4 separate regions of the Homo sapiens genome follow, and all the other regions are linked to region 3. Evidence: chromatin contacts called from ENCODE Hi-C or POLR2A ChIA-PET data. All regions are on one chromosome and are shown on one strand. The core of a region is the stretch at or near the end of the contact, and the rest is flanking DNA. Distances in the headings are between cores, read along the strand shown. Region 1 holds the start of SEPTIN8 (septin 8). Region 2 has its middle 28 kb from the start of CSF2. Region 3 holds the start of IRF1 (interferon regulatory factor 1). Region 4 overlaps P4HA2 (prolyl 4-hydroxylase subunit alpha 2).

The links. Hi-C counts contacts between places; a loop is a spot of excess contacts on that map. ChIA-PET counts read pairs that join two places held with the same protein, here RNA polymerase II (POLR2A). Pooled maps may share reads with other maps.
Region 1: a loop to region 3 is called in a pooled map, with 2.7 times the contacts of the local background. The contact joins the promoter of SEPTIN8 here to the promoter of IRF1 in region 3. A Hi-C loop is called at or near these places in 1 of 168 maps with a recorded cell type or tissue (sigmoid colon) and 8 of 50 pooled maps. POLR2A ChIA-PET finds 5 or more read pairs at or near these places in 3 of 52 experiments (SK-N-SH, activated CD4-positive, alpha-beta T cell and activated T-cell).
Region 2: a map of GM12878 shows a loop between it and region 3 (7-fold over the local background). The contact joins the enhancer-like site here to the promoter of IRF1 in region 3. A Hi-C loop is called at or near these places in 3 of 168 maps with a recorded cell type or tissue (GM12878, endothelial cell of umbilical vein and naive thymus-derived CD4-positive, alpha-beta T cell), 18 of 37 single-sample maps with no recorded cell type and 17 of 50 pooled maps. POLR2A ChIA-PET finds 5 or more read pairs at or near these places in 4 of 52 experiments (WTC11, activated B cell, activated CD4-positive, alpha-beta T cell and 1 more).
Region 4: a map of OCI-LY7 shows a loop between it and region 3 (2.2-fold over the local background). The contact joins the enhancer-like site here to the promoter of IRF1 in region 3. A Hi-C loop is called at or near these places in 2 of 168 maps with a recorded cell type or tissue (Caco-2 and OCI-LY7) and 8 of 50 pooled maps. POLR2A ChIA-PET finds 5 or more read pairs at or near these places in 3 of 52 experiments (HEK293, MCF 10A and WTC11).

What each region holds. Positions count from the first base shown.
Region 1 is chr5:132,774,890-132,781,278 of GRCh38, reverse strand. SEPTIN8 (septin 8) reads left to right here and starts at 4,040. Exons shown (of 10, transcript NM_001098811.2): 1 at 4,040-4,171. The coding sequence starts at 4,142. RefSeq lists silencers at 3,720-3,769, 3,860-4,269.
Region 2 is chr5:132,098,174-132,104,930 of GRCh38, reverse strand. No RefSeq gene overlaps it. Among named protein-coding and RNA genes, the nearest start is that of CSF2, 28 kb to the right of the region's middle. RefSeq lists enhancers at 1,083-1,462, 1,241-1,535, 6,461-6,755. Within about 2 kb of position 4,035, at least 4 of the 41 ENCODE cell types and tissues checked have a DNase peak (open chromatin) inside an H3K27ac peak, as active enhancers do; they include GM12878, where a contact is called at or near this core.
Region 3 is chr5:132,486,752-132,492,869 of GRCh38, reverse strand. IRF1 (interferon regulatory factor 1) reads left to right here and starts at 2,097. Exons shown (of 10, transcript NM_002198.3): 1 at 2,097-2,325; 2 at 3,387-3,478; 3 at 4,845-4,944; 4 at 5,740-5,916; 5 at 6,026-6,075. The coding sequence starts at 3,392. RefSeq lists enhancers at 846-895, 936-1,145, 637-1,282, 1,416-1,555, 2,577-3,224 and 1 more and silencers at 1,696-2,145, 2,406-2,685, 3,216-3,265.
Region 4 is chr5:132,201,436-132,207,800 of GRCh38, reverse strand. It overlaps P4HA2 (prolyl 4-hydroxylase subunit alpha 2), which reads left to right. Exons shown (of 15, transcript NM_001017974.2): 8 at 1-93; 9 at 3,649-3,719; 10 at 3,954-4,053. Among named protein-coding and RNA genes, the nearest start is that of MIR6830, 13 kb to the left of the region's middle. RefSeq lists an enhancer at 1-357. Within about 2 kb of position 1,885, at least 5 of the 41 ENCODE cell types and tissues checked have a DNase peak (open chromatin) inside an H3K27ac peak, as active enhancers do; they include OCI-LY7, where a contact is called at or near this core.

The DNA of each region.
Region 1 (6,389 bases), core at 2,791-5,290, 290 kb before region 3:
GAGGCAAAACCTACCACATTCAGTGGGAAAGATGAGACTCAAGGATATTATACCCAGCCAAGATATGGTTCCAGTATCGAGGCACAGACAGATACTGTTAAACATCGAAAATACTTCCTGGAAAAACAGCTTAACGATTAATTTAGTCCATGAAGAGATGAACAAAAATAAAGAACTTGCAAATGGAAAAAAAAGCCTTGGTAAGAAGACTAACGATGACCATTGAATTCATTTTAATTCAGAATATTTATCAACTAACTATGAAGTTATGTTTACAAAACAGAATATGAGTGTTATAAACATGGATAATGTAACAATAATATGTAACTAAACTTAGGAAGCAGGTCAGTCAGAGATGGAAAGAATCATGAGAGCGAATTTTTCAAAGCAATGAACACACTGAACACACATACACACACACACACTCATATGTCACTGAAATGTGCATTTTAAGAAAATAACTCTAACCTCAGTGTTTTTTACAATTTTTGTTTAACCTCAGAGGTATCTTTTAGGAAGTAATATCTCTTGTGGTCAAGAAACATTCTTTGAAGTTCAACTCTTTCTTCAGTTTCAACTTCTTTGTCTTCTTTTAAATTCAAGTAAAATTAAGTACTTTTAATTTAAATAGCATCTGTATTATGGCCCAGATTCCTATAAAGTATCTCTATTATCTTTCCTCCTATCAGTAAATATACATAGAAAGTTTTCTGGAATGATATAAATGTAGTGTTCATGATGGTGATTTCTGAGTGGTGGGATTGGGATAATTTAATATTCTCTGTATTCAAATTATTTAAAATGTACATATATCACTTAAAAACATGAAATTTTTCTTTAAAAGGGGTGGAAGGCTAAGAAATTATCTGTGGCTGATTCTGTTGGTGTATGGCTGATTATTTTCTTGCTTGTCATTTTTTATATTTTAATTTTCTAATAAACAAAAATTTCATAGTATTAGAAAAAAAGATTTTCAGGCATCTCACTGGAACGGATAGTCCAGAAACAGACTTGGCAGAGATGGCTGCAGCCTCCCAACATCTGCTCTCCTCTAACATTTTATGGACTTTTTAGCTGTGCACATGATAGCCAGAATAAAGACCCCATTTTCCAGCTCTGGCCAATAGCATGTAAGCAGAAGTGCCACATGGCAGCTTCTGGAATCCTCTGAGAGTTGGCTCATTTGCACTGTATTACTATCATTGCCTCTTGCTGCCTGGAATGCAGATATCACCATATTGGACCATGAGAGCAAGACCACGTAAGGCCAAGCAACAAGAAGAAAGTGTGCGTAGAGAGTCACATAAGCCCTGGACTACCTACCTGGACAATGTAAGAAAGGAAGACATTTCTATCTTGTTGAAGCAGCTGAACATAATCCTAACTGATGCACAACCTGCACACACATACAGAAATGTCGTCTGTGATACCATTTGCATTGTACATCAGAGGGGAAAGATGAAACAACTGGTTTGGCATACACATACACAAATTGCCTAGATGTGAAGGAGTTAAAAAAAAGTTTTTAAAGAAAATTTATTCTTTTCTCACAAACACAATATCTTTGTGAAGTTAGGGAAGGGTCTTTATTTTTAGAAGCCAAAGTAAAAATAATAAATAAAATAACAAGTACACTTGACAACATCAAAAATTTAAACTTCTACATGACAAAAGAAAGTATAAACAAAAGTAAAAGACAAGCAAGAGGCCTGGAGGGCAGCATTTCCTGAAGCGAAGTCTTGTCATGTTCAAGTTCAGTGTGGTGCTGGGTATGTATGCAGGGTAGAGACAAGGGGCAACAAAGTGTGGGTAGAGCTGTATATTCCCCTTTCTTTTGCACAGAAAATGCATATTAGCTGATCAAAAGCTGAGGACTTCTACAGAACCCTGTCTGTGTATGGAACTCAGCATTCCCCAGTTATTTGACGGTGAGACCAATCTTTTTGTGGTAAAATCTATGAACTAACCTCTAGGTGTATACGAAACACTCAGAAATGCTGCCATAAGAAATAACACTTTGCCATGTGAGAAATGATCGTTATATTCACCTTTTGAGCCCTCATAGATAATTCTCACTCTTTTATAAGTTCTGACCAGCAGCAGCATAAAATGAGAGAAATTTCGGCATTGTGGAATAGGAGGAAATTCTCCTGTTTACTCCTACAGAGCAGAGTGAATATATCCCAAAAGAAGGAAGTCACCTGTACTCTGAGCTTTTCCTTCTCATAGCCACTGGCCAGGACTGTAAGAAGTACATGTTTTGAAATATTTCCGATTAGAGATAAAAGACCATTTTGAAGATAATTTAGGGCTAGTCCCAGAGAGTTGTAATGCAGAACTGCCATACGGATGGCAGTTGGTCGTGATTTCTTGTTAGTTATAGGGAAAGAAAAAGGAAACAGTAGATACAGTCTAGGATGATCAATTCAGTATTGACCACACATTCTCTGGGCTCTGAGATTAAGGCCCTTGTAGTCTAGAGAGGGAGATTTTATTTAATATTATATTTTAAGTACAACTTAAAGCCCTTTACTTATGTTATTTAATCCTGTAACATAGGTGCTATACTTGTTCTCATTTTTAGGACCAGGGAAGGGAGGCATAGTTAAGTAACTTGCCTAGCTAAGGTTAAAAAGCTAGCAGGATTCCACCAGGAAGGTTTGCCATAGATCCAGCTACCCTAACCACTGCTCTGCTCTATTTCTTGTAGATAACTTTAATACAGCATGGGAAACAGCAACATAGAGAGAGGAGCAAAGTGAAAACATTGTCAGGAAGGTCCAGCGGGAAGTCAGTCCACCTTGGGGACAAGCTACAGTTTGCCTGGGAGAGTGAGGAGGGGAAAGCCAAATCAGGGTGACAAGGTCAAACAGCAGAGAGGGGGCTCCTCTTAAGCCAGGTGTGCTAAGTCGAACGTGGTCTTTAGGCACCTCCAGTCAGCACAAGTTTCTGAGTAGGAGAAACAGGTCAGGTTGCTTCTCAGCATACTGGGGTGAGGGGTGTGTGTGGAGGGTGGACCAACCTGGGATGAGGCCAGTGGGGGGTAGGGGGCAAACCTTGCCACATTCCCAGAAAGAGCAGAGAGAAAGGCAGAGGGAAGAGAAAGAAACGGGGTTTCAGAGGATTTGGGAGCTGCTTTTGTATAGATTGTCAGTGAGAAGGATACAGAACCTCCTGAGGCCTCCGACCCTGGCGTAAGTGTTAATTTTCTGAACGTTTTGAGCAGTGACATTAGCGGAGAGAACGTGCACGCACTGGGAGTGGTCATCCTCTTTGCACAATGGTGGAACCATTAAGACGTTGTCCCAAGCCCTTGGGACAGGCAGGGTGATGGACACTTGCAATCTGACGCCTTGACCGTCGAGCTCCGCTTTTCTATTGCAGGAATCCCAGCCTAAACTGCGCATCCTGCTCGTTGGTTGCACAAGGAGCCGAAGGCTGGTCCCTTGCCCGGGAAGGCCGCCTGGCCGGACGCGCGGGTCCCGCCGGGGTTCCCGCCTTAGCTCCGGCCGGAGCATCAGGTGGGGCCCAAGACACCCGCAGACTAGGCTGCCGCGGCCTCTCCCGGATCCGACGGGTCTCCCGCAGCTTGTCCACACTCTGGTTGGTGGTCCCAGCACATTTGCAGGCTCCAGCGGGTGGAGACGGCTTGGTGGGGGAGATCTCTAGGGCGCACGCCGTGCCCCACTTCCCCCTTACGGGAAAGGCTTTCCAGCGCGCGGACCCAGGAGACTCTCACCTAGGCTCGGCCCCAGGCTCCAGGGGACACGCAGAGGCCCGCCGGGCACCAGCCCCGAGCCCCCCGACACTGCCGTCCCGGTCCCCCAACGCGCGGACTACAAGTCCCAGCAGTCCCCGCAGCTGGCACCTCCCGCCTCGCCGCGGAGACCCCCGGCCGTCCAAGCGGCGGGGCTCCGGCTGCGCTCGTGGCCGGGCCGGGCGGGGAGGCCGGTCCCGCGGGCGGGGGCAGGGGCGGCTCCGCGGCTTCTCCCGCCGCCGCCGCCAAGGGGAGTTTCCAGGAAGTGGCCATATTGGATCCATTCAGCCGCAGCCGCCCGGGCGGAGCGCGTCCCGCAGCCGGCTGGTCCCTGTCGCTGCCCCTGCGCTCGTCCCAGCCCACCCGCCCGGTGCGGAGCTCGCCATGGCGGCCACCGACCTGGAGCGCTTCTCGGTGAGGGCCCCGCTGGGCCACGGCGCGCGCGGGAGGCGCGGGGCGCAGGAGGGGCCGCCCTGCAGCTGGCGGGGGGCGCGAAGCGGGCTGTCAGCGCCTCACGGCCGGGCCTCGACACCGGGCCAGCTCGAGGACCCCGGCGCGGGCTCTCGGCCGCGCTATCGGGGGGTCCCGGAGCGTCGGGCGGCCTGCCTTGCCGGGCGGCTGGTCGGGGTCGCTTCCTGGGGCGCAGGCAAGGCTAACCCCTTTCGCGGGAAGGAGCAAAGACCCGCCTGGCTCCGGGCAGGTGCGAAGATAGAGTGGCGCCCGCGGGGCCGCAGGTGAGGGTCCGGGACACTCCGGACCCTATCGCCCAGGGTGTTTCTTTCTGCACACTTGGGGAAGAGTCCTAGCCGCACAGGTGCTGCGGGATAGGTACAGCCGGGGAGGATGGAGGCCCCAGGATCCGAGAGAGTCTCCCACACGAGCCCAGGACAGTTGCAGACTTGAGTCCTGAAGACCCTTGGCCTGCTTTTCCTTCCTCCCCCGCTCCCCTCTGCCCCGCTCCCCACGCCGGAATCCTGGGTGCGACTCCAGGCAGGTCAGGCCTCAGTGGTCGGGTCTGCGGCAGCCATTCGCCAGGAGCTGGAGGGATTCCAGACTCAGCCCAGTGGGCGTTTATTTGGGCTCCAGTCCAGGTCCTCAGAAGGTTGATGTCCCTGGTGGTCCCTGCAGGGGTCTCACTGGGCCTGAGCCTGCCGACAGCCAACTTACTAAAGGCTTTCATAATTCACTCGCGGGAGGGAGGCCTTTGGGGGGTTGTATCTGGACATCCCCTGCTGTCTAAGGCTGGATCTGGGTGTGTCTGGGAGGCTAGGCTGTGACAGTGAAGGAAGCTGTGTCCTCTTGCCAGCATGTAAGGCCCTGGTCGGCTGGAAGGGGGAGGAGGGGGAGAAGGAGGAGGAGGAGGAGGGAGGCCCAGGGCTGTTGGAGGGAAGGGGGAATTCTGAATATGTGAACGATAACGAATTGGTTCTGGGGCTAAATAAGGGAGCCAGGACTTATGTAATTAATGCTATAAATACCGTCATCCCAATTTATATATGTAAATTTTCCATTTAATCTGAAAATACATTTCTTATTCTACTTTGGAAATGTGCATGACTAAAGCAGGAGCTCTTGGTTTCATAATTTCTAGACTCGGGTGTTTTATTCCCATTGGAGAGGGGGTCGTATGTCAGTTAAGTAAGTTTAAATACATGAGGAACAGATTCAGAGGCTGGGCTACTCAGAGATTCACTTCGCCCCGTATTATAAATTGGAATTTATGTACCGGAGGAGGGCAGTGCCTGAATCCTAACAGACCTGCTGATTAGCTGGAGGCCAAGAGACCCGTGAGTGCCTGGGTGTCTCTGCATGTGTGTCTGTGTGCATTTTCTGTGCCCAGCTGACCAGAAAGTTATGTCTGGGTCTTGTCTGTGGCCAGAGGTTTAACAGTTGATGTTGCAGGTGGGAGAGGTATGTAGAGAAACCAGAATCAGACAGCCTGATAGGAATCCTAGACACTCCTTGTTGGCCATGTGACCTTGGGCAGGTTATTTAACCCCTTGGTGCTCTCATGCGTATAATGGGATAGAAATATTTCTTCCCTCATAGGGGTATTGTGAGGATTCAACAAGAGAATCCAGGGGAGGTACTTAGCCCTGTGTCTGGCACATGGTAAGGACACAATAAATAATATATGCTACCTATTGTCCACGTGGATGTGAGGACTGGCCCCCTATGTAAGAAGGGAGCAGAGGATGCATTTGCCCTGTTCATGGCACTCTCTGTAGAGCTTCCATCCCTGCTCGTCCAGAGATGGTCCTCAGAGGGTTAGCTGAGAGGCCATGCTGTGGGCTGGTCAAGCCTTCCCCTGGGGTCCTGTGTTTGCTCTCGGACCATTCCTGTGAGGAGTTTTGGTATTAGCTGCGGGGTGGCCAGGGCACAGAGAGGGGACTGACTCAGGCAAGGGCGTAGAGCCTGAGCGCAGGGCCTTGGTTGCTATGCCAGCTTCAGCTGGAGGGATGGACACCTTCCACACCCTCTGCACTTTGGGCTGTCAGCCTCCTGGAAGGGCTTGGATAGGGTTGGATTTGGGTGGAGACCTTGGGTGGAGTTTGGCCTGAATTTAAGTCTGGACTCCATTCACCCTTCCTGGCTTGTCATCTTGGGAAAATCATTTCTGCCTTTATCTTGC
Region 2 (6,757 bases), core at 2,786-5,285, 390 kb after region 3:
GACCTATAATACAAAAGCCCCTGCCCTTGAGGGGGGCTACCTGGTTTCCAGGTGCACCCCCAGTTTATCTCATGGTTTAGGTGGCACTATTTATGACTCACCAAGTTTGTGACAGATGATCAGTGTCTTCCTTCTGTGGCTGCAGTTTATCTGTGCACAGATGCTGGCATCCTTCAATCCAGGTCTCAGGTTTGGGTCAGGGCTTAGCTTGAGGCAGTAGGAAGAACAGAGCTCTCTGGATGGTTTAGGCAAGCTTGTCCAACCCATGACTCACAGGCTGTATACTACCCATGACAGCTTTGAATGTGACCCAACATAAATTGGTAAACTTTCCTAAAACATTATGAGATTTTTTGCTTTCTTTTTTTTTTTTTTTTTTTTTTTTTTGCTCATCAGCTATTGTTAGTGTTAGTGAATTTTATGTGTGGCCCAAGACAATTCTTCTTCCAAAGTGGCCCAGGGAAACCAAAAGATTGGACATCTCTGGTTTAGAGATTCAGTTGGTTTCTTCAACTTCAGTTCTTGGTGTACAGGGATGGCCTCTGACTTGCTCCACATCCTCAATCCGGCCACCACCTGGTTTTCTGCACACAGGAAACACTTGGCAATGTTGGCTGAAACAATGAGTGAGAGCCAAGTGCCAAGTGCTGGGCTAACCTCGCTCACAGCCAATTAGGCATAAAGTAACCAGGGCTGTAAGAGAAGTGGAAACAGAGATGCAGATGCTCCAAGGAGGCCAGACACTTGCCCTCCTCTCTTGGTGAGTCCTGTGCTCAGAAGGGGCACAACGGAGACGTGCTTGGGCTGTCCATACGGCAGTCTCTCTGCGGCAGTGGAGAAAGCTCTGGTCTGTGTGTATAGTGTGCATGCAGGGGAGTGTGCATATGTGTGTATATTTGCCTACATGCACATGCATGTTCACATTGGCTCTGGTCCCCACAACAACACCATTATAGGGCCCTGCTTAGCCATCCTTTCTGCAGTGGGTGGGGGGGGTGGGGAAAGGGGTTCCTGACTGCTGTGTCACTTTTGGATAGTCACTGTTTTTTGTGTGCAGCACTCCTACCTCACCTACCCCACCCCTAGAGGCAGGCAGGGTGATGACTGAAGCATCAGGCCTGTGGTTTCTGTAACAGGAAGTGATTTAGATGCTGAAAGCTAATTTTAGATGAAATGATATGGGGTTTTTAAAGAATCTTTCAGGGTTGGTTTCAGGCTCAAGGCTTAGCCCCCTGCTCCTCTTGCCTACAGGGGACAGGCAGTTTCCCATTGTCCTTGTCACTGTCTTGCTGGGTGAACTCATGCCTAGCTGGGCAGGGTTCTTAGGTAGAAAGCCAGTGCTGATTTTTCCTGGATTTCAGAATGTTTAAGTCATTGTTTTTGGCCTTGAACACCAGAGTCCTGTGACTCAGCACAGGCCTGGCTCTAGGCCAAGCAGACACAGGACCTCTTATCCCTGGAAGGGGACTGCCTGGAGGCTCCCAAGGATCTTGTTAGGACAGAGATGTCCACCCTCACCCAGGCTGAGGCCTGGGCCAGAGGTCAGATGAGGCTTCTGGGCCAAAAAAAGTATCATCTTGGGTGGCAGACACTTAGGTGGGGCCTCTTCTCCCAGTTAGCCCTGTCCTGAGCCTCTTAGCAGGGGCGGCTTTCTGACCCAGGTGCCACACTAAGGATCCCATCCTGATTGAGCCCTGTAGATTGGGACTCCTGATAGCAGCAGACACAAAAGAAACTGAGGAGTAGGCACAGAACTCTGAGAGTCCTGTCCTCCTGGTGTCGGGGTCCCACTGGTTGGGGACCTTGGAGCCTCGTGGTTTCTGTCTCTGCCAAGGCCTGAGCACAGGAAATAGAAGGTTGGGCCTCCCTGGTCACCTCTGCAAGGGTCTTCAAAGCCCATTTTAATCTGTTGTCCCATTCCCTAGGTCTTCCACAGCACCCCATACCAGAGAATGCTGCTCCCATTATCAGAGAAGCAGCCAAATATCAGCATGCTAAGAGAGATGTCCCAGGGTTACATAGCTTCACTCAGGCAGCATTGGAGCCAGCCAGGCCAGGAGCTTACCCTGTCCCATACTACCGATGGGATGCCCAGCATTCAGGGAAAAGAGCTCACTCTGCATATCTCATCTAGACAGCAGCCAGCCTCATGAACCCCTACCACAAACCTGGGACCTCTGGAAAGCCAAGTATAAGTCTCTGCCAGTTCTTAGTCCACCCTTGTTCTGCTTTGTGGTGAGGTATAGCTTGGGAGATGAGGCGAGGCCTATAGGTCTTGGTTGGTACACAAGAAGAAACACTTCTGCCTAGAGAGGCTGTCGACAGACATTTCCAGGGACACACAGCAGACAGCCTTCATGGCCTTCATGACCAGTCGGTCCCTTGTGGAAGACAAGTAGGACAGGACAGATGATTAGCCCAGAGCCAAAACTGAGCTCAAACCGCAGAAGAGGAGAGCATTCTCACAAAAGCTCCAGTGTTTGCAGCACAATGACGGAGGTAGATGGTGTGAGCTAAGCCCTGTTTTGAGAGTTCCATAGAAGGTGTCTTTGACCTATTTTCAAGGGCTGTGGTGGTAGGAGGAATTTTTGGCCACATCATAAAGAGTTTTGTGGCCACCTCTGATATACCTAGCTCAGGAAGTTGTAATTTTCCATGATTAGGTTATTAGTCACCAAAGTGATTGCTGCCCCCAGACCCTGGCCCCTGTGCTGCAGGAGGCTGACAGAGATGCCCCTCCAGCACTGCAGCCCTGCCTCCCCAGCTGCAGGCCAGAAGCCAAGGAGGCCCTGAGTACTGATGTTGGGCCCTCTGGGTGCTTCCCTTGTTTGTGGAACCCCACAGCCCCATTCCAACTTCTTGAGCACTTTGCCTACCCCAGGAGATTTAACTGGGGCAAGAAATCCTGTAAGATCTCAACAAACGGACGTGGGTAGAATAGCTCCCAGAAAATCTACTCAAGGGAAGACCCATGTACTCCAAGGTATCAATAATGGTGAGGGACTCAGTCTGTAACTTTCTAGGACAGTTTCATTTCATTTTAAAAATTTAAGATGAAAGAGTTTATTAATGGAAGTAGTTCATGAAGCACCTTCAGGAAACCACACAGGACTCAGAGCTCCTTGCCTTTAGAAAGACAGGACTGTGTCAGCCTGTGTGGCATTCACACCTGGATTCCCAGGGTGGGCTTCCCTTAGAAAGGGAGAATTAGTTGCAGCCCATCTCTCTGTGGGAATCTCACCTGGTGAGCCCCTTCTCCCAAACTCCTAGAGTGTCTCACCCCAGCTCCTGGGCTCGACTGGTGCCTCTGAGGAGCGTACCTGCTGTTGGAATTGGCGGAGCGCTGCCAGGCTGAGGAGCGAGGAGAGCCTGCCCCTGGGCCCTGCCACCAAAGCCATGGGGGCAGTCGCATGCTTTGCTTGTCAGTTGGTGGCATTTAGGTGGCATTAGGAATGTTTGTTGTTTCTAATTATTTGTTTGTTTGTTTGTTTATTTGAAAGTAATCCCTCTTTTTCCAAAGGCCTGCATGCTGCCTTGATTCTGGAGGAGCCAGGGATTGGCCCAATGACCCAAATGTTTGGAAGTCTTTAAGGGCCCTTTTCATGCCCGTGAAGTCACAGAAGTAGGTAATCACCCACCTACCCTCCCCAGGTACCCGATATTGATGTGGGTCAGAGGGGGCTGAGAAATAACTCAGCCTCAAAGCCTTAGACCGTCTTCTCAGGGTGTAACCGTCATCTCAGGATAGACAATTCAGGAAGAGGATGCCTTGCCACACATGAGGAGGTGGGAGTGGCAAATGAGCAGGCGTTGCATTCAGGGCAGGTTTAGAGGAAGGTTTGGCAGGTGAATGATGGTTTGCGTACAAACTACAGACAAGAAATTGAGAGGACAACTGGGTATAGGTGAGGTGACTACTCTGCCCTCAGAAAAGTGGAAGTCTGAGTTCATGGGGGAATGCCTCTTAAATAACACAGATGGGCAAACTCCAGACATTAGTGAAACCTTCTTCGTTAGACATTCTTTTCAGGGGTTTCTCATACTTCCCCAATCACCTTAATCATCAGTGCTGACCACAACTGATACCTTTCTGGGTGACTCAAGGCCAGTGCTCAGGCGGGCCACCGTGTGTTGAATCCAGCTGAAGATGCAGGTGCAGCTGGAGGAAGGACTAGCCCTGAATGGGCACCAACCCCAAAAGAATCCACTGACTGTCACTTAGGCAAAAGTTCCGCAGTCACATTGCTTTTGGATCCTCCGCCTCACTCTTCCTGAGAGGTATTTGGTGCAAATAGCCGGACCTCTGGAGTGGGAGACACCTGACTCCAGTTCCTGCCACTTCCTCCTTCCTGCTAGTTGCCAGACCTTGGACAGTTTGGTAACTTTGAATTTGCCCCTGTCAAATTCATTCATTTACTCATGCACTCACTCACTCATTCACTCAACATAAATTCCTGAGTAGCTTCCATGTGCCAGGTACTAGTTTAGGTACTTGGGAGTGATCAGTAGAGGAAATAGGTAAGTGTTCCGCCTTCAGAAATGTGTATCATGGCATGGGAGGTACAAAATAAGCAACAAAGCTGTTAACAAGTTAGAAAGTGGTAAGTGCTATGGGAAAAAACAGAGCAAGATAAGCAGTGCTTGGAGTGGTGGTAGAAGGGGCTGCAATCTTAAACAGTATGGACATGGCAGATCTCTGAGAAAATAACATCTGAGCAAAGACTTGAAGGTGTTGAAGGCGTTAGCCCCTTTTAGGCACAGGGAAGAGCCAGCGCAAAGGCTCTGAGGCTGGTGTGTTCAAGGAGCAACATGGAGGCAAGTGTGGCTGGAGCAGAATGAGTGAGCAGAGAGGGTCACAGGGGAAAAGAAAGTGATGGAAAGATAAAGGGGAAGATGATGCGGACCTTGCAGGCCACTGTGGGAACTATGGCTTTTCTGTGGTAAAACACAGAACTCCAAGAGGGTTTTGAACAGAGGGCTATGATCTGACTAGAGCATAACAGGATCACTCTGGCTGCTGAGTTGAGAATAGATTATAGAGCAGGGAACAGGTAGAAGCAGGGAAATTAGCTAGGCTTCCACTGAAGTATATTCTAGAAGATAATAGTGGCTGGAATCATCATGGATTCAGTGGAAGTGGGGAGAAATGAGAAATGTTGGATTCTGGACCTGTTTTGGAAGAAGAATCATCAGCATTTGCTGATGGCTTAGATGTTGAGTATGAGAGAGAGATCAGAGTTAAGGATGACTCCAAGGGTTTTTCTCTGAGCAGCTGGAAAGAAGGATTTGACCTCAACTGAGACAAGAAGACTATATGTGGGGCAGGCATGAAGGGGAAGATTAGGAGTTCACTTTAGCACACATAAAATGGGATAATTATACTTCACAGGCTGTAGTGAGGGTTAAATATGATAATATATGAAAGGTCTTAGTACTAGCAAGCTCTTAGTAAATGTCACTTTCCCTTTTTCTTTCTCAAAGAGGTGGTGAAGCATGAACAGCTGGGGTCCCCAAACCAATTTGACTAATTGCCTTTCTGTAGAAGTAATGTGCCAATCAGATGCCAAGACAGCCTCCTCCCTGTGGTTTTCTCACTCTTCAGGAAACTTTCACTGTTGCTAACAGGGTCTTTAGATTTGTCAAAGGTTTCTCGGTGATGTTGACACACTGATGTGATGATGAGTTTCTGCATCGGGGCACTGTGGCGCCCAGACAGCCTCCATCTATGTGCTCACCGTTTCCATATCAGTCACTCTGCTGGTGTCACATGAGCAAGAGGCATGATCTCTTCAGCAGAACAGTTTGGTTCTACAGACACACACCGACATCCATATCACTCCTTGTCCCCCCACCCCCAGGTTGTTATGGGACTGTTGAAAAATTACTTACCTGTGAGGTAGGTACTATTATTCCCATTTTATAGATGAAGAACAAAGGTTCAGAGAGGCTTGTTATATGAATTAAGTGAATGAGTATATGCAAAAATGCTTAGTACCACTGTGCCTAGAACTTAGTAAATGCTTGAGAAAGGTTAACCATTGTTAATAAATGTTAATCATTGTCAGTAGTTCAAGAAAGGAAGGATTTTCTCCAAAACTACACTTTTGTTATAAAAGACAGTAGGCTGACTTAACATTAGGTCACAACTTTATCTTAGCTATTTGAATCATTTGATTCTGAATAATATTGTTGGCATGTGGCACATTACAATTTTTAAATGAACAAAACAAAAAAGGTTATAGTCTGTATAGTAGAAGCATTTTCATACAGGGAATAATTGGATATACTTGACTTTATGGATGAGAAAATCCAGGTACCTGGAAGGATGCTACCCAAGGGCCATCTTTGGATATGGGATGCTCTTTACTTGTTTGAATTTTTAACAGTAAACTTAAATCATTCTTAGGACAATAGGCTAGTTTGTAAAGATGTCTCTGAAATGTCCGGTAAGATTTGTGTGGTACCTGTGTGATTAACTGTTTTCAGTGGTTACATTGCTTTATCTGAGGGGCCACCTGACTGTGCTGACACCATGATGGACAGCCCAAGTCAGGGTGCATGAGATAGTGAGGCCTAGCAAAACAGATTCCTTAGAAGTGCCCAAACTTCCCTCTTCAGCTGAGGTTGGTGACTGCTCAGACCCAGAGCCGTGCACATGCTTAGTCATTTGATCACTGTCTGAGAAAGCCTTCTCTCTGGGTAGAAACGTAAGAACAACTTGAGGTTTGTAGTATCCCTCTCAAGCTTGTCCAATCCA
Region 3 (6,118 bases), core at 848-3,347:
TGAAAGAATAATGTATACCTATTACAAATGACATTGCATAAGTACATTTCATGACATGGAAAGATGCTCATTATGGCTAAATATACATATGCATATACGGGTATATTTATACCTGTATCTGTGAATTAAAATTAAGTTTTTGTTTTAAAGCATTTTTTATAGTGTCCTGTTGCCTTCACAGGGTCACTGTGGTCAACTTATCAGACCACAAAGATGCAAACTTCCTTTCCCTAATCTCATCCTGAATTTTCCAGTGGATGTGTCAGGTTCTCAGGGGAAGGACAAGCATCTATTTGCTGTACCAAGAAAGGATCCCACGACTCAGGGGTCACTTGTTTTCTCTTATTCTTGCTCAGAAGGTCTTGGTCCCTGTAGCAAGTCCCCACTTCCATTTGTCACTTAAAGTACCCCAAAACCCACCTTTCCATTCCAGAGTGTCATTGCCCTCCACTTTGCTTAACACTCAGTTAGGTTCCTTCCTCAGTTTCTCCTACCTCCTTTCCTCTCCTAGCTCCTGACCCACCTCTATCTGGTAGACAGTTTTGCCCATTCCTGCTGGTATCCTGGGAACCAGGTTTGGCATTGGTCACAGCACTCAGATTGCAATGCGCCAGAATGGGATTAACCCATGCATTTCCTCTACGGGAGGGAGGTAGAGTGACTGGCAAGTCGAATGTTGCATGGGTGTGTCTATTTATAGCCTGCAAAATGGGGTGCTGCCCTGGAGGGAGAGCTGGGGTGAAGGAAATGACACGCCTGGGAGAGTAACTTACTTCTGCAGGAGCTTTAGGGAGATGAAGGAAGAAGCCTCCTGGGCCAGAGTTTTGGATGGAAAATGAACACCCAGTCAAGTCTCTAGGACTATACGTGGGGCGGGGACTAGTTGTGCGCGAGAGTTAAGTAGGGGCCTTACCAAGGAGCATGGGACCTGGGCTCCCCAACCCTTTGGCTAGCCCCATGGCGTTGATCAGCCCTGAGCTAATTCCTCCATGCTGCCCAGAACCTCTCTGGGCCAAGCCCTGGGGACTCAGAGATGACAGCAATGCTTCCATTGCGGAACTCCCATACGCGGGCCACAGGGAGGCTCTGGAGGCGGCCTGAGGCAAGAGTGCTAGGAGGGATCAGAGCTAGCCCACCCCTACCCTCACTCAGCCGTCTGGGCTTCTCTGAACCCCTTCTCCTCCTCTGTTCCCTAAAGCCAGCCAGGGGGAGTCCCAGGGAGGCAGACCGAAAAGGGGTGGGGTGTCATCCTGGTCACTATTAGACCCTGCAACGGCGACCTTGAAAACTACTCAGCGTCTGTTGCCCGAGTGGAGCATAGTGCTTTACAATCTCTTCCCATCACAGCAAACCATCAAGGTAGGGCTACTATTATTTTATGGTTGAAAAACAGAGGTCCTGCGTCCCTTGGGGGCTGTGCCAGCAGCGGCCAAGTTGGGATTTCCCCTGGTCCAGCAGCCCCAGACAGCACACGGGGCAGGGTAGGCTTTCTGCCTTCTTCACTTCCCCAGGGCAGGTGAGTGACCTGGAGGGAGGGGGTCACCCCTAAAAACAGGGGTAGTGCTAGGACTGAAACCCTCCCTTCTTGATATCCCACTGGCAAGCTTGAGGAGCCAGGCTGCCAGTCGGGAGATTCGGCCCAGTGTTCCCACTGGAGAGGGCGGCAAGTGCCCGGGCGATCCCCTCACCTGCGTTCGGGAGATATACCCCCGCCCCCGCCCCGCCAGGAGGGTGAAAAGATGGCCCCAGGAGCCAGCCGGCTGGGACAAGGCGGAGTGAGAGGACAGGCTGGGGCCAGGGGCGCTGGGCTGTCCCGGGCAGCCCTCCTCCGGGCAAGCCGGAGCAGGGGTGGATTGGGAGCGCTCGGGGCGGGCCCGCGGTGGCCCCGGGGCGGTGGCGCCCGGCCGGAGAGGGTGGGGCGGAGCAGCCGCCCTGTACTTCCCCTTCGCCGCTAGCTCTACAACAGCCTGATTTCCCCGAAATGACGGCACGCAGCCGGCCAATGGGCGCCCGCGCGGCTGTCCGGGGGCGGGGCCGGCCAGGGCTGGGGAATCCCGCTAAGTGTTTGGATTGCTCGGTGGCGCCGCTGCCCTGGCAGAGCTCGCCACTCCTTAGTCGAGGCAAGACGTGCGCCCGAGCCCCGCCGAACCGAGGCCACCCGGAGCCGTGCCCAGTCCACGCCGGCCGTGCCCGGCGGCCTTAAGAACCCGGCAACCTCTGCCTTCTTCCCTCTTCCACTCGGAGTCGCGCTCCGCGCGCCCTCACTGCAGCCCCTGCGTCGCCGGGACCCTCGCGCGCGACCGCCGAATCGCTCCTGCAGCAGAGGTGAGTACGCCTTTGAGGCGCGGGGCACCGGCGGCGTCGAATAAAAGGCGCGCGGGGCACCAGGAAGTGGGGGGTCGAAAGCTCCAGGCTGGAGACTCGCCGGCGCGCGGCGTTGCCCGGGCCTCCGCGCGGGCTCCGGGGGGCGCCGGAGGAGCTGCGAGCCGCGGGCCGCGGCGCGGGGAGGGCGGGACGCGGCGTGGACCGCCCACCCGGACGAGGCTGCCGGCGCCCGGCAGCTTTCGCAGATCTGCGTGCGCGCAGCCGCCAGGGGCCTGTAGGTGGCCCGCTATGTTCGTCCCGCGCATCCACACGCCGTGCCGGGGACCGAGTGTCAGCCCACGCGTGGGCGCCCAGTGCTCCCGGCTTTCGGCGGTCCCAGCTCCGCGCCCAGGCGACAGGTTTTGGGCTCCCTGTGCTGGTGGCAAGGGCTGGCTTACTGCCCAGGTGGCTGGAGGGAATCGTGACCTACGGAGACTGCGGGAAGAGGCGCCACAGGTGTTCCTTGGGCCACTTCTCCAGAGGAGGGGAAACCGGGCCGGAAGGGTTAGCGTCCTGGTCTTAGCGTTGTGGGCGCTGTGGCTGTCAGGAAGGCGTAGAATGGATTCAGGGGGGCGGGAGGGGGCTGTTCAGGGTGACGGCTAGCCCTTTGCTAGCTAGTGGTTACAACTCAAGTCAAGGGAATTTCTTCTTGGCATCAAGCAAAAGAAGTCCCTCCCTTCCCAAAGGATTTGAATTTTGAGCGAAAAGTTCTGAAATTAGGGTATCTGTGCATTTTGTCTCTTTTCCTGCATATGAATCCTGAAGCCATCACTTGCATGCCTGTCTCCTCCAGAGACTGGCTGGGAGGGGCTGAAGGAAGGGGCAAAAGCATTTTTGCCTAAGATGCTGAAAAAATTTGGAGAGCAGTTTTATTCCAGCGCAGCTCCCCTCCGCACTGAGTGTAGTACCTAGCAGCTGGCTGAGGTGAGGGGAGGGTAACTAAGTGACCTCGGGTGGGGCAGGTCACTGCCCAGGTACTGTTCAACAGATTCCAGACTGGAGCCTCTGTGTTCTCTTTACAGCCAACATGCCCATCACTCGGATGCGCATGAGACCCTGGCTAGAGATGCAGATTAATTCCAACCAAATCCCGGGGCTCATCTGGATTAATAAAGTGAGTGTAACTCTTTGGGTTTTCCTGCCACTGTTTTAACCCATGTACTTCTGGAGGGACCAAAGCTTCAGATGCAGCTCAAAAAGGGAAGTGATAACGGGACAAGCAGGTGTTTCTCCCAGTGGGTCCTGCATGCAGGGAGTGTGCACGGCCCAGCCTGGGCCTCACTTGCATGACTCCTGCCTTCTTCCCTTCTTGAGGTAGGGCACCCACCTGAAGGCACTTCCAGTTTCCAGCAGCAAGACTTTCCAGCATCTGCAGAGCTGGAGTTCTGCTCTCCTCTAAGCGAGACCCTTACAAACATACACAGCACTCTGCAGGGCTCCAATCGAACAAATAGAAGACTGAGAAGTGGATGCTGCTGGGCAGAAACGTGCCTGGCTTAGCAGAGGACAAACGAGTTAATCTTGCACCAGTCACTCTGGCCCAAGAAGCCTATAGCTGGTGCACTTGGGGCAACATAGACCCTATAGACTTAGTAGCAATGATAGTATTCATAATAATAGCTAATGCTTACTGAACACTCCCTGTGTGCCTGGCACCTGCTAAGTATGTTATTTACATTGTGTCATTTAATCCTCGCAGTAGTCCTGTGGGTTAGATCTTACTAATGTCATCATTTTCAGATAAGTAAACAGAGGCACTGAGAGGTAGATCATAAGATCACACAAAAAGTGATGAAGCCAAGATTTGAACTTGAACGGTCTGACTCAGAAATCTTTACTGTTAACCATAAGTGATATAATAACAGTAAGACCTTAGACTTCATATTTGTCACTGTGTCCCTACACATCCTCTGGTTTTTAATCCTCAAAATTTTGTTGGATATGTTTTCTCATTTCCGAGAAGAGAAAACTGAGGGGCAAAGAGATACAGTGACAATGCCAGGGTTACACAGTGTTCACCATCCAAGTCTAGCCCAGAGCTCCCTCAGTGGTATGACCAGGACCCCCTGTGTAAGAGCCCATGCTCCCAGGTGTCCTGAGGAGTCCTTTCTAATGGAAGAAGTTCTTACTTCCATGTGGGTGCTTACAAGCCAGAGAGAAACATCCCAGAGCTTCAAAACCAGGGCTTTGGGGGAGGGTGCCCTGTGTGGGTCCTAGCACATGTGTAACAGGCAGAGGGAGGTCTTTGTGAGCTAATAATGCTGCAGCTCATCCAAACTAGGTGTCCCTCCTGAGAGATCCAGAGTGGTCTGTTTAAGCCAGCCTCAAGATGGGTGTCCAAGCCAGATGTCAGGGGAAAAAAGGGGAAGTCAGCCTTTTCTCAGACCTGTCTGGCTGGGCAGGCCTGGGTCTCAGACTCAGCCCCAAAGTCTGTGGTCTCTGACCTGACACAGCCTTATGTGTATGTGTGTATTGTTCAGGAGGAGATGATCTTCCAGATCCCATGGAAGCATGCTGCCAAGCATGGCTGGGACATCAACAAGGATGCCTGTTTGTTCCGGAGCTGGGCCATTCACACAGGTGTGTGCCTGGGACTCAGGCCTAGGAAGCCCAGGGTAGAGACAAGAGGAGGCACTCACGTTAACACAGAGGCTCTTCACTGGGGTCCCTGAGCTCCCTGAGACAACATGCAGAATTACTGGGAAGAGGGGCTGGTGGCAGACTTGTGTTTCTGGAGAAGAGAGTCGATCATCTCAGCAAATTCTCAAAGGGAAAAGCCAAGATCTTAGAAAGTGTGTGGCTTCAGGGGGTTTGTGGCTAGATGAAAGTTCTCCCTGGCAAAAGCATCTGTGAAAAGCAGCTGTAAGCCAGGGCACTGAAAGAGACCCAGGTCTGCCTTTTTCTTCGTGTTGACCAAGGCCCTTGGTCCAAGCCTCATGTGGTTGGTGGCCTCCTTTATCCTTGAGAGATGGAGCTCTAGGCCCATCTCAGAACAGTCAGCCCACCCATTTAGTAACTGTTCTCTGCTGCCCAGTCTGTGCCCACTCTACCCTCTGGCTGCTGATAGCCCAAGGAGGAAGACTGGGCATAGTCTGAGACACAGATAGTACACTTTGGGGATATGGGGACTCTAGTGCTTCTGGCTGGGCCCTTCACTGAGGCCCGCTAGATGTGTTTAAGCCAAGCCTGGGCATTTGAGAAGGCCCAGGGCCTAGGACCTGCAGAGTGTCACCGGGAGTACCTGCTGGTTTGACCACTGTGGCTCTCTGGTAGCATAAGAGGTCAGGGGTACCTTGCCTTCCTCCTTCAGGCCAGGGGCAGCTGAGGATCCCTACCCATGGCCCTGACGATCCTCTTTTTTCTCCTGCCCTCTAGGCCGATACAAAGCAGGGGAAAAGGAGCCAGATCCCAAGACGTGGAAGGCCAACTTTCGCTGTGCCATGAACTCCCTGCCAGATATCGAGGAGGTGAAAGACCAGAGCAGGAACAAGGGCAGCTCAGCTGTGCGAGTGTACCGGATGCTTCCACCTCTCACCAAGAACCAGAGAAAAGGTATCCAAGGACTCTGGGTCCTTGGGAAGCCCTCAGGGAGGGAGGGTAGAAGGAGGTCAGCTGGGGCTGGAGAGCCTGCACCAAGGCTGACAGCCCGTCTGCCCCACAGAAAGAAAGTCGAAGTCCAGCCGAGATGCTAAGAGCAAGGCCAAGAGGAAGGTGAGTGTGGTCCTAAGCAGCCAGGCCTTTGGTCACCTGTGGG
Region 4 (6,365 bases), core at 636-3,135, 280 kb after region 3:
GAGGACGAGTGGGACAGCCCGCACATCGTCAGGTACTACGATGTCATGTCTGATGAGGAAATCGAGAGGATCAAGGAGATCGCAAAACCTAAAGTAGGTGTCACTGTAGGTCCTTCTCGGGTCACTGAAGGGGGAAGGTCCTTTTTCTCATCCCTAGCACTATGGGTGGTTGGTTTGCCCATCTAGCCACCCTTTATCCATATCTAGCATGGGCCTACCGTGGGGATACAGAGATGCTTCAGACTCAGCCTGACCTTGTGAGTTCATGGTCCAGTGGAAGAAGAACAGGGTAACCAATGTGGACAGCCAAGTGCTATCATAGAAGGTCACGCTGGGAACAGGGCAGGTCTACACTGGTGTGTCAGTTCACCTGGTTGGGAGACTGGTGCGTGGGTGAGTTTTTTGGAAATGTTCCATAGGATGCTATGAAGCTGGGTCCTGTGGAGCTCCTGATTAGGACTGTAAATGAGGTGAATGACTTAGAGGAGAATGTATATCTTTATAATATTGGGTCTTCTCATCCAAGGGCATGACAGGTCTCTCCATATCTTTTTAAGTTTTCTTCATATAAGCCTTGAACATTTCTTAAGTTTATTCCTTGGTAGTTTCTTTGTTACTGTTAATTTACTTTATTTCTTCATTATTATTTTTAACTGGTTACATTATTTTATTAGTTTACTATTATATGCCAAACTATTGATTTTACAAATACATTTCATAGTAAGAGCTAATGTTTACTGAATTCTTAACTGTGGCAGGAACTTCTAAGTGCTTAACATATATATTAAGTGTTATGTCACAGTTATGAACAGCTGCTCATAATGATGTCACTGTCTCTGTTTTACCTATGAAAAAGCAAACTCATACAGATTGCAGCTAGTGGTTGAATTTACTTATTTCTTTTTTGGTTTTTAGCTGATTTCTCTTTGGTTGCCTGGATAGCATTAACACCTGGAAATAAGGAAAATTTTATTTTCTCCTGATACTTGTAGTTCCTTTGTTTTTATAACCTTATTGAATTGCCCAGAACTTCTAGAGCATAATTACGTAGAATAGGCATCCTTGTCTCATTCCTGAATTTCCTGGAAATTCCTATGGTATTTTACTGCTAAGAATGCAGTTGGCTGTTGGTTTTGTATATATGCCATGTTTTAAAATTATTCTTCTGTTTCTAGTTCATAAAAGATTTGTTCCCCATTTGACATCTTTCAAAGAGACCTATTTGCTGCCATATCCCATCACTGATGATTGGGAGGGAGGATTTAGCTCGATTCTCTATTGCTCTGCTCCTAATAGAATTGTAGGGGCCGAGGTGACCAGGAGGCCCGACACTCATGGAGAGACCTGAAATAGGTTCCTATCCTGGCCCCTGGACCTCATCTTGGAACAGCTTTGGCTTGAGGTACTAGGACATCTAGGGCTTTGAGTCAGTGGTTGGCATCATCGATGTGGCTGAGGAAGGGGGCTAGCCAGATATATGGAGAATGGGGACTAGGACTCCCCTTTCTACTCAGCTCCAGAGTCCTCCAGGAAAGAAAACTACTTTGTTGGTTGTGCCAGGATTTCCTGAGAGATTTCTTACCCGTTCTTCAGTTCCAGACACTGAGAACATTTCTCTGTGCATGTGTGCATATGTGTACACATGTGTGTGGCTGGCCAGAGGGTAGTGTTAGGAAAAGATATATTTGAATAGAAGCCATGCAAAGAGCCAAACAAGGTTGGCAAACATGTTTGGCTCTTAACATGGCTTCTATTCAAAGATAAGCTGACCCCTCCTTTCCGGAGACTGTGAGGGACAGATGCTATTCTGGCTTTGAAGTAGAGCCAATGAGCTTAACTTGGCCTGTGGGGAATGCCTGGCAGCTGTCTGTGGGGTCTCTGGCCTGCTTTCAAAATAGCCCTGTGCTTCCCCTGGGGCAGAGCACAGCTGCTCAGAGCCTCTTTGTGGGTGTCAGGCCAATGCTGAGGCACAGATGTTTGGATGGGGTCTGGCTGTGGCTGCAGTTTTCAGGGAGGGACTGACATGAGCTGAAGCTCAGGAAGGGCCATGAGTAGGAGCTTGGGAGCCGTCTGTCCTGCTTGTGCTGGCCATCTTACCAGATCATGCCATAGCAGCACAGTGTCCAAGTTGGTCCATCTCACCCCCTTACTAGCCTTCTGGTCCATCTACTCCTCTCCATCCCTTCTGCCACCACCTGGCCCGGGCCACCATCATCTCTTGCCCTGACCTCTGTCGTGGCCTCACTAGCCTCCCAGTCCCCACTCTGGCCCCTCATTAGTCAACTCTCCATGAGGTATTCACAGTGATCCATTTTACATTCACATTTTGAGTGTCCCTCCCCTGCATAAAGCCTTCCCCATTTCTCGTTGGCCACAAGGTTGCATCTAGTTCCTAGCCCCTGCTTGTCTCTTCAGCCTGTTCTCTCTTACTACTTCCCATAACCTTTAATCCACACCTACTGCAACACCCATTTTCATTCCCAGGCCTCTGGATTGCTGCTCTTTCCCTGTTCCTGTAATGTTCCTCTACTTGGATAACTCATGTTAACCCTTCAGGCCTCAGCTAGGTGGTCTCCTCCCCTAGGAAGCTATTCTTGACACTATACCCTGAGCTTCCACAGGATGGTAAGTTCACCCATGCTGTGCTGCAGTTACCTGACTGGTTTTCTGCTTTCCCCACTTGACTGAGTTGTAAGAGTGCAGGGGCCATGTCTCAGTTACCTAGCATAGTGCCAGGCACAAAGTAGGCACTCATCAATATTTATTGAAATCAAGGGGAAGTGTGTTGGGGTGGGAGTACCTGGGCCTATGGCCCCACCCATGTGAGGTCATGAGGACAGTCCACAGCTGAAGCACATGGACCTTTGCCATGTTGGCTGGCTCTGGGCGGCGAGTCCCCCTTGGGGTTTCACTAAGCCTAACTGTGGAGGCTGGGGGAGATGAAGTAGATGCAGGGAGTGCATGTGTAGTGTGTACCTGTATGAGTGGGTGGCTTCCAGGCAGTGGTTCACTTATTTTAACTTACAGAATCTTTTCCTGGTTTTATCATCTGACTTGTAAGGATCCCAAGGGAGCGAAAACTGTGCCATCTGTCTTTGCTTCTTGAGGCTGTGGGAACCCAGTGTGAGGTGGTGCAGCAGGAGAGTGTTTGGATGGGTTTCTTGGCAGAGGAGCCCACTGAGGTTCGGAAGGATGGTGGAACTTGACTCAATTGAGAGAAGTACATAAGGCGGAGGCTCAGGCATGGTGGCACAGTCTGAAAATGGTGGGAGTAGCTAAGCTCAGGCAGGCTGTGCTCAGGCAGGGGTGGTATGTGGGCCTGGCAAGGAAAGGGGCTAGTCAGGCAGATGCATGGGTAGACAAGGCAGGCATAATTCTGCAGGCAAAGCGGACCTGGGGAGGAGAAGGGATGAGCAGTGACCGAGCAGGGCAATAGCCAGGAACTGATTGCGGATTGGGAATGTGGAGGCCTCAGACTCTTGCCCTCAACTGGCCTGCAGGATCTTGGGGCCTTGGCTAGAGCCATTGGCTGCAAAGCTTCCTCCACTAGCATGGCAGTAAATCTGGTCCCAGTGCTCTCTGGGAAAATATTCAAGGCAAAACAAACAAACAAACAAATCAAGTCTTCCCTCTCCTCCTTCCTTCTAGCTTGCACGAGCCACCGTTCGTGATCCCAAGACAGGAGTCCTCACTGTCGCCAGCTACCGGGTTTCCAAAAGGTAAGCAAAGAGCAGGGGTTCGTAGCTGCTCAAGCCCCAACTTCAGGACTTCTCAGTGCCTACCCTAGGGATGGGTGGCTTGCCTTTTCCTGCCTGCTGGCACCTCCTCACCCCCTTGCAGCAGGCATCCTGTACTGCCTGTTCATGCTGGCCCTGACTCTGGGGACAGAGTTCAGGACCTCATGGAAGCCTGCCCTTCCGTCTTCTTTTCTCTGCCCTTTTCTTTTTGCCCAGCTCCTGGCTAGAGGAAGATGATGACCCTGTTGTGGCCCGAGTAAATCGTCGGATGCAGCATATCACAGGGTTAACAGTAAAGACTGCAGAATTGTTACAGGTACAGATAGTACCTGGGACTGTAGGAGTTGGGAAGTGGGTATTTGTGGCTAGATGGTCTCACAGGGTGTCCAGAACTGGGCCAAGAGGCCCAACTGTATGACTACTGCCTGATGCTATGAATATGGAGTGATCTCATTTTAGGAAACCAGAATTAATCATGCCTGCTGGCTTTCAACAATTAGTGTTCAACAAATATCTATTGAGCATCTGCTGTGTGCCCAAGTGTGCTGCAAGCTAGGGATCAGGGGTAGTTATGGTAGGTTCGTTCATGTCTTCTTGACAACAGAAGCTCAAATCCTGAATGGTCTCAGGGACATCTCTAAGAGAGCTAAAAATGACTTCAGAGGCCATGGTTCTGTGTCATAATCAAATACATTTGAAGGTCAAAGTATTCTGTGTGTTTTCTCCTGCTGAACCACAACTGAAGTTGCTCCAAAAGCAGCAGCAGGGGACTTCCCATGAGGGACTGCCAAGATGGGGTCAGTTGAGAATTCAAAGAAAGCGGCACTAAACCCCTGGGTCTTCAGTCCACAGCATTTATTAGGGAACTTGCAGAGTGGGCTGCAGCAATCCTCAAAATGGACAGCAAGAGACAAGAATTGTTTTACCTAAGTATTTCCACAGTGAGGGAGTCAGAGTGTGGAGTTTATTTGAGGGTTTAGGGAATTTGGTTCAGGGCTGGGGCTAGTTTCTTTCAGTGTTATGGGCAACAACCTAAACACCTTCATCAGTGCCTGGGAATGTTGAAGACTCCAGCTTGTGTTCCAGCCTGAAGGGAAAAACCTGCAGCTGGCTGGGTCACAGAGCTGTCAAGGGAGTCTGATTTTCAGTCAGAACAAAGAAAGAAAGGCGGGGTGGGTCTGGGGGACCTTACACTGTGATATGTAGGTGGAAGTGAGAGGCCTGGACTGGTTAAGCTGGTGCAGGTGGAATGTTCTTGTCCAAGTACTCCCACTGGGACCCTGGCTTCCTGCCTTTATTCAGAGGTGATTTTGAAGAAATGTGGCAGCACCCTGCTGAAAGGTTTTGGGTAAAGCTCCTTATTAAAGTATCCTCTTGGGTAAAGCTTAGTAAAGTGTCCTCTTGGGTATTGAGTCCAAATCAGCACTGGCTATGTTCCCTTATAAATATTGGAACTTCTGTGTTCTGTTGTAAAATTGATGACCTGAGACACCATCAGAGAAGTTTCACTGGCATCTTTCTAGAGGCCTCTGGGTCTCTCTGTTTGGCCAAAGTTTCTGTATACTTAAAGATAGCAGCCTTTACCTTTAGGATTGGCATTTGGGTCTGATCTACCATAGATCTCATTAGAATATTGATTAAAGATCATTTGGAAAAGATTTTTTGAACTTTTGCTTGGACACGCCTAAGCAAATCAGCCTTCTTTTTGTTGTTTTTTCTGTGTAGCTGCATCAGCAATTGGAAAATCAATTTTGAAGGTCATCTTTATGGATTGGTGTGAAGTCTACCAGAGTTTTAAAAAGCATACTGATTACCTTGCAAATAGTACTGTGAAATTTTAATTTTTTTTTCAGTTCAGCTCAACTTAGTGTTTTGTAATTTTTAAATAAATTCTGCAGATAAGCACATCCATGGAGGACTTCTGCCTCATCTCCCACTTGCTGCGTATGTGTAAGAGCACCACCATTTCAAGAGTGATAGGCACTCTTGATGTGCTAGATGAGTCCCTGTTGGCATTGTCTTGATTCATATCTTCTTGGAGCAGGTTTTTGTTTTTGTTTTTAAAGACATCTGCCACTGCTTCCTCTGTGTTAGAGCCAGTCTTCAGGACTTTCATGGTCCTGATCAAAGACCACAGTCTGCTTGGCTGATTTCATACCCTGGACCAAGAGGCTGAGTAGACAGGACCTGTGGCTCTGTTGCTTTCCTGGCTAGCTGTGCGGCTGTACTCACTGTATCCCTGTCTTACACTCACCCGTGGAAGATAGCAGCTTCTTGCCTATGGACTGACTTCTCTGCTACAATTCAGCCTTTATCTTGTCTGGCCTCTCATTGTGTTGTAGCTCAATTGTCTGGGGCCCGAATGCCAGACCTCTTGGTAGAGGGGCTCTTATAGTTAAGGATCTTCTGGAAATTCAGACCACAGCTGCCAAGTGGTTGAGATGCCATTTTTGTTTGTATTCTTCTCCTAGGAACTGTCTCGACATTTCCTTTGCCAGTCAGTGGTATTGAAGGCTTTGATCCTTCATGGTCTGGGGAACAGGAACCTGGGTTTCAGCATGTATCCCTAAGTGCTTACTCCATATGAAATGCTTGTGGTATGATACATGCCTAGGCACCAGCAACAGC